Linked DNA regions of Homo sapiens: region 2 is linked to region 1. The links are chromatin contacts, found by Hi-C or POLR2A ChIA-PET in ENCODE. All regions are on one chromosome and are shown on one strand. The core of a region is the stretch at or near the end of the contact, and the rest is flanking DNA. Distances in the headings are between cores, read along the strand shown. Region 1 holds the start of APEH (acylaminoacyl-peptide hydrolase). Region 2 holds the start of PARP3 (poly(ADP-ribose) polymerase family member 3).

Region 1 (6,761 bases), core at 1,411-3,910:
CCACACCAAGCCATCCAAAGACAATGGGCCCTCCACAAAGGTGCCCAAGGGGAGGTCCCAAGCTTGGACCTGGAGCAGGCAGTCAGTGCGCAGGCTGTTGAGGGACAGCACCTCCATGGCCTTCAGGTGTGTTGGCTGCATACACAGCTTTCTGGGACCTGGTTCCAGGGAGGCAGTGAACAAGTGCTGCCCCCTGGTGCTGCCAACAAGCCCTACACCTCTCTGCCTTGCTCCGAATTTTCCAACCCCCAAACTCTCACCGGCTGCCAGACCTTAGGCCTTCCTCAGATGGTCAGGAGTACCTCCTTACCGAAGTCACCCAGAGTTGCTAGACCTTTTTTTTTTTTTTTTTTTTTTTTAACACAGATAAACAGGAATCCCAGCTTCACCTCTGGCCCTCTCCCCAGAATTAACATTTTGATGCGTGTCCTTCTTTCCTGTTTGTTGTTCCAGTCTTCATTTTAAACAGAAGCCAGAAGGTGCAATATATCCTGTTTTCTAGCTTTCTGTTTATTTCCACGTTTATTTCAGGTACTTAAATGTTCGTCTTCCAGTGCTCAACCTCCAGAGAGATACACCATTAGTTCATAGCCAGTCTACCACACACAATCTAAGGAACAGGCACTATGTTCCCAGTGTTCCTATTATAAACAATGCTTGATGAACATCCTATTTTCCAATCTTTCCACCCAAATTGGTGGCTGGGGCCACTCATTCTACTCCTGTTTCTGGCCTTGATACAGTCCTGTACATACTGACAAATGCAGTGGCGTCAGAAAGTTGGGACTCTTTTTTTTTTTTTTTCTTGAGACGGAGTTTCACTCTTGTTGCCCAGGCTGGAGTGCAGTGGCATGATCTCGGCTCACTGCAACCTCCACTTCCCAGGTTCAAGCGATTCTCCTGCCTCAGCCTCCCGAGTAGCTGGGATTACAGGCGCGTGCCACCCAGCCCGGCTAATTTTTGTATTTTTAGTAGAGACAGGGTTTCTCCATGTTGGCCAAGCTGATCCCGAACTCCTGGCCTCAGGTGATCCACCCGCCTCAGCCTCCCAAAGTGCTAGGATTATAGGCGTGAGCCACCGCGCCTGGCACTTTTTTTTTTTTTTTTTTAAGATGGACTCTGGCTGTCGCCCAGGATGGAGTGCAGTGGCGCGATCTCGGCTCACTGCAAGCTCCGCCTCCCGGGTTCACACCATTCTCCTGCCTCAGCCTCCCGAGTAACTGGGACTACAGGCGCCTGCCACCATGCCCAGCTAATTTTTTGTATTTTTAGTAGAGACAGGGTTTCACCGTGTTAGCCAGGATGGTCTCGATCTCCTGACCTCGTGATCCGCCCGCCTCGGCCTTCCAAAGTGCAGGGATTACAGGCGTGAGCCACCGCGCCCGGCCGGCCGGGACTTTTTTTTTTTTTTTTTTTTTTTTTTTTACTTAACTAGTTATCTTGAGTAAGTAATGATGCGGCTGATGGGAAAGGGGAAGCTACAGGCCAGACAAGTGGACTCTCAATCACAAGCACGCCATGGAGCAGGGAGCCAGGGCCCTGAATGTGGAAGACCAGCCAGACTCAGGTATATGGAGGGAACATCCTTACTGTCCAGCCTCTCCTGATCTCTGTTGGCACCTTAGCCCAGCCAATCCTGTACCACGTGCACAGGGAACCTGCCTGCCTAGGTTTTTTCCACAGGAAGCTCCCTGGTCCTGGGTGGAGTCTGAGCCCACCAGGCCTTTCACACCCAAGAGCTCAGGGTGAGGCCTGGGGAGGAAGGCAGGGACCCACCAGCTCACGGTCCCCAACAAGGTGCCACTGAGAAGGCTGGGTAAAGGCTGCGGGGATAGATAGCTCTTGCGGCAGGCCTGGCGACTGATAAGTCCGGGCAGCACCCTAAGAGTTGGCACCCGCCCCTCTGCCCCGCACCCCAGGGCTTTGCTTCGCGCCCTCCGCCCGGACCCTGGCCCTTCTCTTCTTCGTCTGCGTGGAACTCCCTCCAGGGCAGGGCCTGGCACTGTGTAGTGAATGTCGGCCTCGTGGTGGACCCGAAGGAACCCTACAGTCAGCCCCAGAGCCGCGGGAGATCCACGCTGCGGCCGGCTCCGCCCCGCCCAACCCTCACCCTCACGCTCACGCTCACGCTCACGCTCACGCTCACGCTCACAGGCTCCCGGCTCCACATTCCTCGCAGGGCTCCAATCCGGACCCGCCCGCCTTGCCCTTCATCCTCAAAGACTCATTGGTCCCATTCCCCTCGGGCCCCGCCCTTCGCGTGCTTGGGCCATGCCCGTCCGACCGCGCTGCTTCCGCCTTGCAGCACCCCCTCAACCCCTTCTCTCGTAGGCCCTTCTACCCTCCCCGAAGCCGGGCTCCCGGGTTCCGCTTCCACAGGGCCGCCCCCTCTCCTCCGAGATCCAACGCCTCGCCCCTCGGTAAGAGGCCCAGGACTCAGCCCACGGCCCCGCCCCCCACTTGGCTAGTCCGCCCCTGGCGAGACCCCTGCTCTCACCCACCCAGGACTTCTCGCTCCCAGGCCGGGTCCTCTCACCGTCAAGGCCCGCCCCCTGCCAACGGTCCTCACCCATTAGCCGAAGGCCCCGCCCCTCACAGATTGCCGCAGGGCAGGGGCGGAGACAGCCCGGGCCGTCCCAGGCTCCGCCCCCGGAAGCCTCACTTCCGGGCGCGAGCACGCCCCGCCTCGCCCCGGCGGCAGAGAGGAGACTATGGAACGTCAGGTGAGGGCTCGGCCCGCGGTCCCCGTGGTCCCTGCAGCCCGGGCCGGGCCTGACCCTGGTGTGTCCCCTGCGCAGGTGCTGCTGAGCGAGCCCGAGGAGGCGGCGGCTCTGTATCGGGGCCTTAGCCGCCAGCCCGCGCTGAGCGCCGCCTGCCTGGGCCCGGAGGTCACCACGCAGTACGGCGGCCAATACCGGACGGTGCACACTGGTGTGTGTGCGAAGGGGAACTGGCTGGCGACGGGGTCGCGCACTGGGGTGGGAAGGAAGGGGGTGTGGAGGGCTCGCTGCTTGACAGTGCGTAAGGGTATATAGGGAGCCGGCCTGGACTTGGAGGTTACACTCCCACAGGTCCCTGCACACAGGTGTGTGGAGGGGGGGAGGGGGCGTGCGGGGCGTTATCGAATGGCGGCCATGAGTGCACGAGATGACGGCGTAGGGGTAGAAGTCAAACCTGGGCTCAGGGCGTGGACCTTGTAGGGCTCTCCACCAACACGCCATCCCATACACATGCCAGGCTGCCCTCAAGATTCCAGGGTGGATGCTGGGGTTACTAGGGGGTTCTCTCAAAGAGGCTGTCAGCTCAGGCTCTGGAGGCCTGGACTAGGGTTGTGGCCAAGTGTTGTCCAGCCTGCAGCCAGGGTGTCAGTGTCTGGAGACAGATTGAGAGATTGGGGAAGATAGATCTAGGCCTTCCTGGGTCAGGTGGGGCTGGGGGCAGTAGCCAGGAGTAGCCAAGACAAGGTGAGCAGTCTCATGCCTCCCCTCACAGAGTGGACCCAGAGGGACCTGGAACGCATGGAGAACATTCGATTCTGCCGCCAATACCTGGTGTTCCATGACGGGGACTCAGTGGTGTTTGCAGGACCTGCAGGCAACAGTGTGGAGACCCGGGGGGAGTAAGTTTGAGGGAGGAAGCTTGTGGGCAAGGCCACAGCCGTCCGCAATGCAAGCCTTTTATGAATGCTCACCATGTGCCTAGAAGGGAGGCCAGCAGCCAGGTTCTTGCCCCCTTGGGAGCTCATTCAGTTTCTGGTGACATGGCCTGATAAGCACTGGAAGCTTGCTCCAAACTCAGCCTGGACTAGAGCCCATGGTGGCCTGGGGAGTTGCAGAGAGTAGAGTCTCTGCCTCAGGGAGGAAAGGCAAGGTGGGGCTAGAGGTGCTCCAGAAGCTGGTGTGGGGCCAGAGCCTCAAGAATCTCTCCTAAGAGGTGTGCCCAGTAGGGAGCAGGAAGGGGTTATTGCAAGATAATCCTGACCTGTGCTACCCCATGTCCACAGACTGCTGAGCAGAGAGTCTCCTTCAGGCACCATGAAAGCTGTGCTGCGCAAGGCTGGAGGCACGGGCCCTGGGGAAGAGAAGCAGTTCCTGGAGGTGAGTCTGCATGGGACCAGGTAGTGGGTGACAAGAGAGAGGCTCTGCCCCACAGATAAGGCTCTGTTAGCGGGCAAACAGCCTAATGCCCAGATGTCCTCAGGTCTGGGAGAAGAACCGGAAGCTCAAGAGCTTCAACCTGTCAGCGCTGGAGAAACATGGGCCTGTTTATGAGGATGGTGAGGCATCTGGCTGGTGAGCAGGCAGGGTGGACAGGAGGGGTAGCCGTAGCCCTGGGCCCCCCCTGATTGGCCCTCCCTGCACCCAGACTGCTTTGGCTGCCTGTCCTGGTCGCACTCGGAGACACACTTGTTGTATGTGGCAGAGAAGAAGCGCCCCAAGGCCGAGTCCTTCTTTCAGACCAAAGCCTTGGACGTCAGTGCCAGCGATGATGAGATAGCCAGGCTGAAGAAGCCAGACCAAGCCATCAAGGTGCTCGTGGTCAATCCACGAAGGCCCGGCAGGGCAGCCCTGGGGCTCAGTGTGCTCCCTTCCCATACTGTGCCTGTCAGACCTGGGGAGGCACTAGCTTTTAGGAAGCAGAGCAGGTCCTATAGACAGGCTGGGCATTGAGTATCTTGTGTTCTCAGGGGGATCAGTTTGTGTTTTATGAAGACTGGGGAGAAAACATGGTTTCCAAAAGCATCCCTGTGCTCTGCGTGCTGGATGTCGAGAGTGGCAACATCTCTGTGCTTGAGGGGGTCCCTGAGAATGTGTCCCCTGGACAGGTCAGCAGCAACAGCCTGTGTCCCCCCTGGAGTCTGGGACCCTTCTTGAGCTACCACCCCTTGCTCACTCCTGCCCTTTGATCCTGTTTACAGGCATTTTGGGCCCCTGGAGATGCTGGTGTGGTGTTTGTGGGCTGGTGGCATGAGCCCTTCCGGTTGGGCATCCGCTTTTGCACCAATCGCAGGTGAGGGAGTGGGGCAAGGCAAGGGGCCTTGCAGCCCAGCTGGCCTTGAGACTGAGTGTCTGTCTCGTGGTTCCAGGTCAGCCCTGTATTATGTGGACCTCATCGGGGGGAAGTGTGGTAAGTGGCTGATGCCCACCTGTGCTTTGCTGACACATGTTGGCCCTGCCAGCCTGCGTGATGCTCATGTTTCCATCTGGCCCAGAGCTCCTCTCGGATGACTCCCTGGCTGTCTCTTCTCCCCGGCTGAGCCCAGACCAATGTCGCATTGTCTACCTGCAGTACCCATCTCTGATCCCCCATCACCAATGCAGCCAGCTGTGCCTGGTGAGCTGGAGGTGGCAGGGATGGGAGGGTGGTCAGCAAGAAGATGGGATGGTGGATGAGAGCTGAAGGGCCAGTATCATCTCCCCATAGGCCCTCAGTAGGTGCCCTTCTGTCCTCAATGCAGCAGCGGTGTGAGTTCTGCCTGTCCTCTCAAGGAGGGCCTAGAGGTTGAGAGTGCTGCCATGGAGAGCTTTGCACTGTTGGGGCATTCCACCTTGAGAGAATGCTCGTCTGCAAGAATGCTCCTCCCCTTGGCTCTCAACTGCATGTAGCCAGGCTCTGCAAGGGGCTGGGATATAGTGGGGAGTTACACAATCCCAGACCCTCCCCAGGAAGAGCTCTGGGCCCCTGGTAAAAGTCAGAGGGACATGCCTATCTGAGGCCCCTTGGGCATCTGGTCCAGGTCACCAGAAAAGAGATACATCAGGCTTATTCCAGTTCCCCCATCTCCTGGGGCTACCTGAGGCAAAAGGGGATAGGCACAGGGCACTGTGCCCTAAGGGAACTGCCTGTCCCCTACTGGACCTGACCATTGTGTTCTCTTGCAGTATGACTGGTATACCAAGGTTACCTCAGTGGTGGTAGATGTTGTGCCTCGGCAGCTGGGAGGTAAGGCATACCTGGCTGGGTGGGTGCAGTGGGGCCTGTAGCTCTGCTTTCCTGCCGTCTGTTGCATCCCTGCCCCGTTCTTCTTTCCTAGGTTCCTTCTGAGGGCCCTACCTCCCTGCTGGGCCAGCCTTATGCCCAGCATCCTCAGGGAGCGGGGCTGTCACCATAGGGAGCGGGGCTGTCACCGTAGGGAACAGTTCAATAGCAAGGAGTGGTAGGACCAAGCTGAGATCAGAGTGGCCCAAGTTGATGATGTATTATTTCCTGTGCTGCAGGTCATAATTAGAGTTTTCTTATTTTTCCAATGGCTGGTTCAAACCAAAACCATGACTCCTTCAAGTGGGTCTCAGGAAGTGCACTAGGTTGGAATGTCACACTCGAGAGGCTCTGGACCCGAGGGCATGATATTATCCCATCCACCATCCTAACCCCAGCAACCTTTGTCCAGTCTAAGCCCTGAAGTCAGCTGGGTCTTCAGGAGGGTGGCTCTTGGCTGAGAGGCTCCCGTCTCGAGTGTTGATAGCTCTGCTTGGATCCTCCTGGACCATCTCAAGGATGAGTCTCTTGTTTTCTCAGGCCACCCGGTCAGTTCCAGGAGTTCAGTGGACAAGGGATAGCCTCTTTGTCTTCTCTTTGGGTTGCAGGGATGCAGTGGTGGGAACCTAGTATGAATCCCAGCTCTGCCCTAAATTAGCTGTGTCCTCAGACAGGGTCCTGGCCTCCCTGAGCTCCCATTTCTTCATGGAGGGGTGATTGTGTCTGCCTGCCTCATAGGATCATAGTGAGTGTTAAGTGAGTGATGATATTAAAGGGTAGGA
Region 2 (2,862 bases), core at 1-2,500, 2.3 Mb after region 1:
TGCAAGAAATACTTGACAGCTTTGTTCTGTTTTCCTGCAATTTCTCAATCAGTCCAGTCCCTGCCAAAACCTAAGGAGGTCTCAATGGCCTCGGATTGGGGCCCAGGGTCCTTCCCACCCAGAGACCTCGCAGAAACAAGACTTTGCAGGACCAGAAACTAAAGGAAACAGCCACGATCTCAGAGCCAAGGGACAGAGTCTTGGATTCTAGGCTCAGTTCTGTTCGGACTCACTCAGTCTTCCGTGCACCATGGGACTCAGTTTTCCCTCCCACTATGTGGAAAAGAATAGCTCACCTCTCGCTCTCAGAGTCGCTGGAGATCTCCTCATTCATCTTGCCGCCACCCTTGGATTTGCCCCTGTCCCCCGCAGAGTCGGCCTGGGAATTATACGGTCTTTTCTTTGGTCAGGGGTCCAGACCACCCTGGCATTGACCAAGGGCCCCCCCCCCTCGGTTCCCTCAGAACCCCAGGAATGGGGAAGGCGGTGGTTCCCGGGTTAAGCGAACGGCTTTCTAGGATTTGGCCCGCGGAGAGAGGGACGAAGCTGACTCCAGCAGGGGTCCAGGGCGAAGGGCTGGGGAAGGGCCGGGACCCAGGTCCCCTGGATGGGATGACGGTTGTCCCAGTAGCAGGGCTGACCGCGGCCCTCAGAAGCGCCATGCTCACCTTTCGCCGCCGCTTGCCGGCCCCCGCGCCAGCCCCGGCCCCAGAGGCCGGCTTTCCCCGCTTACGAGCAGCCGCTGTTGCCGACATGCTGCCCACCAGGCGTGTAGCAGCGGCCGCAGAACTCACGTGGCAGCTGAACCCTCCCAGCTCCCCAGCCGCCTGGCAAGACCCCGCGTATTGATAGGCTTCCACCGCCCGCCGGGCCCCGCCTCCTACTGCTCCATTGGGTCCTTCTGCAGGCTCTGCCACGCCCCCAGGCACCCATAGGATGCACGCTTGTAGCCCCGCCTCCTGAAGTTCCTAGGCTCCCGCACCAGGCTCGAGTAGGAAGCCCGCATCTCCACGGCGCTTCCGGCCTGATGCTGTGGCGCTTGCGCTCTGCTGCTGGCCCACTTCGAAGTCGGAGCAAGAGCCTTCTCTGTGTTTGCGCCCCTTGGCCGCTGGGGGGCGCCAGAGACGCGGCGCCCTTTCGCGTTCTGGAACGTGACTCCTCCCCTCCATGGGCAGCCCGGCGCTAGACCCAACGGGGATCCAAGCAGCCCCGGGGAGAGGGAGGCTGCGTCTGTATCCGGGCCCAAGGTCACCGCGCGACCGGCAGATGCGTGCTGCAGGCCCCGGCCACATGAGCAGCGCTACGGACGCGACTGCCCCGGCCTTGGATATGCCAGATCGAGTGTCCACCCGTCCGTGGGACTGGTCGCCTGACTCGGCCTGCCCCAGCCTCTGCTTCACCCCACTGGTGGCCAAATAGCCGATGTCTAATCCCCCACACAAGCTCATCCCCGGCCTCTGGCGATTGTTGGGAATTCTCTCCCTAATTCACGCCTGAGGCTCATGGAGAGTTGCTAGACCTGGGACTGCCCTGGGAGGCGCACACAACCAGGCCGGGTGGCAGCCAGGACCTCTCCCATGTCCCTGCTTTTCTTGGGTGAGTGTCCTATGGTCCTGCCCACGGCAGGGCAGGGCAAGGCCTGGTGGGACTGGCCTTTGCCCTCTATCAGTTCAAGGCCACTGATCCGGAGTTCTGGCTCCTCAGAACTCTTGAGTCCATTGGGAAGGGCTTCTACAGCTCTGGGTTCTAAGCTCCGGGAGGATAATCTGGCCCCAAGAATCCTGCCCCCAGGATCCTCTGCCCACCCTCCCCCATAGCTCGGTGACTCGGCCCGGCAACCATGCCAGGGCTGAACTAGCTGACACAGGGGGAGGAGCCCCGAAGTGGAAGAGAGAGAGCCTCCTTTCACTTTCCCTACCCCTCAGGACACACAGGTGAGCTGCAGAGGGTAGGGAGCCAGGCAGACCCTGTTGACCAGAGTGGGCAGACTGGACAGAGTCCTAACCTTGCACTTGGGACTGGGGAAAGGGGTGTTTCTGAGTGACAAAGAGCTGGGTGTGGTCTGGGGCTGGGAATGCCGTCAGAGTGGACACAGGATGCAGTGGGAGGCCACCGAAGGGCCAACCCGGGGTGGGGCAAGTTGGTGCTGTGCTGGCCCAGGGCAGGGGTGGGGACTGAGAGTGGGTCGTTGGGGATGAGGAGACCATGGAGGCCTAAGGGCCTCTCTGTGCCCCAGGACAGCCATGGCTCCAAAGCCGAAGCCCTGGGTACAGACTGAGGGCCCTGAGAAGAAGAAGGGCCGGCAGGCAGGAAGGGAGGAGGACCCCTTCCGCTCCACCGCTGAGGCCCTCAAGGCCATACCCGCAGAGAAGCGCATAATCCGCGTGGATCCAACATGTCCACTCAGCAGCAACCCCGGGACCCAGGTGAGCTGCAGTCCCCAGTCAGGCCCAGAGCCTGCCCACTGATAAGCACAAACACACCCAGGCCACCCCCTTAGGACTCTGTTCTGGTTTTGGAGCCCAAGGCCCCCAGGTAAGCGCCAGAGCAAGGCCATGTTCTCCTGACCCCAGACATCAGGGCTGTGTCCCGTCAGGTCCAGGCGGGTCACATCTGCCCTTCAGACCCCATGCAGGCCTCCTCCCACCGCACTTAGGGAAAGGCTGTGACTACATCAGTCTCCTGGGCGCTTGCCCATGTCCCCTCAGGGCAGAGCCATGTCCCTCTCAGATTCCCCCATCCAGGGCCCAGCTGTGTCCCCCCCAGCACCCCCCATACCTCCATGTCAGGGTTTAGCCATGTCCTCTCACACCGCATCCCCTAGGGAAGAGCAGTGACCCCCCCAAGCTTCCAAGACAGGGT

The links. A loop is a pair of places that touch in the nucleus more often than their neighbours do. ChIA-PET counts read pairs that join two places held with the same protein, here RNA polymerase II (POLR2A). Pooled maps may share reads with other maps.
Region 2: a map with no recorded cell type shows a loop between it and region 1 (9-fold over the local background). The contact joins the promoter of PARP3 here to the promoter of APEH in region 1. A Hi-C loop is called at or near these places in 1 of 37 single-sample maps with no recorded cell type and 7 of 50 pooled maps. POLR2A ChIA-PET finds 5 or more read pairs at or near these places in 1 of 52 experiments (B cell).

Annotation. Positions count from the first base shown.
Region 1 is chr3:49,671,691-49,678,451 of GRCh38, forward strand. It overlaps APEH (acylaminoacyl-peptide hydrolase), which reads left to right and starts at 2,661. Exons shown (of 22, transcript NM_001640.4): 1 at 2,661-2,723; 2 at 2,799-2,931; 3 at 3,493-3,619; 4 at 4,004-4,097; 5 at 4,201-4,276; 6 at 4,366-4,529; 7 at 4,688-4,825; 8 at 4,919-5,010; 9 at 5,087-5,127; 10 at 5,213-5,334; 11 at 5,883-5,943. The coding sequence starts at 2,712. It also overlaps a transcript of BSN not described here. RefSeq lists a silencer at 2,346-2,955.
Region 2 is chr3:51,941,113-51,943,974 of GRCh38, forward strand. PARP3 (poly(ADP-ribose) polymerase family member 3) reads left to right here and starts at 1,251. Exons shown (of 11, transcript NM_001003931.4): 1 at 1,251-1,596; 2 at 2,242-2,426. The coding sequence starts at 2,244. It overlaps RRP9 (ribosomal RNA processing 9, U3 small nucleolar RNA binding protein), which reads right to left and starts at 792. Exons shown (of 15, transcript NM_004704.5): 1 at 669-792; 2 at 297-379. The coding sequence starts at 755. RefSeq lists enhancers at 154-802, 927-1,256.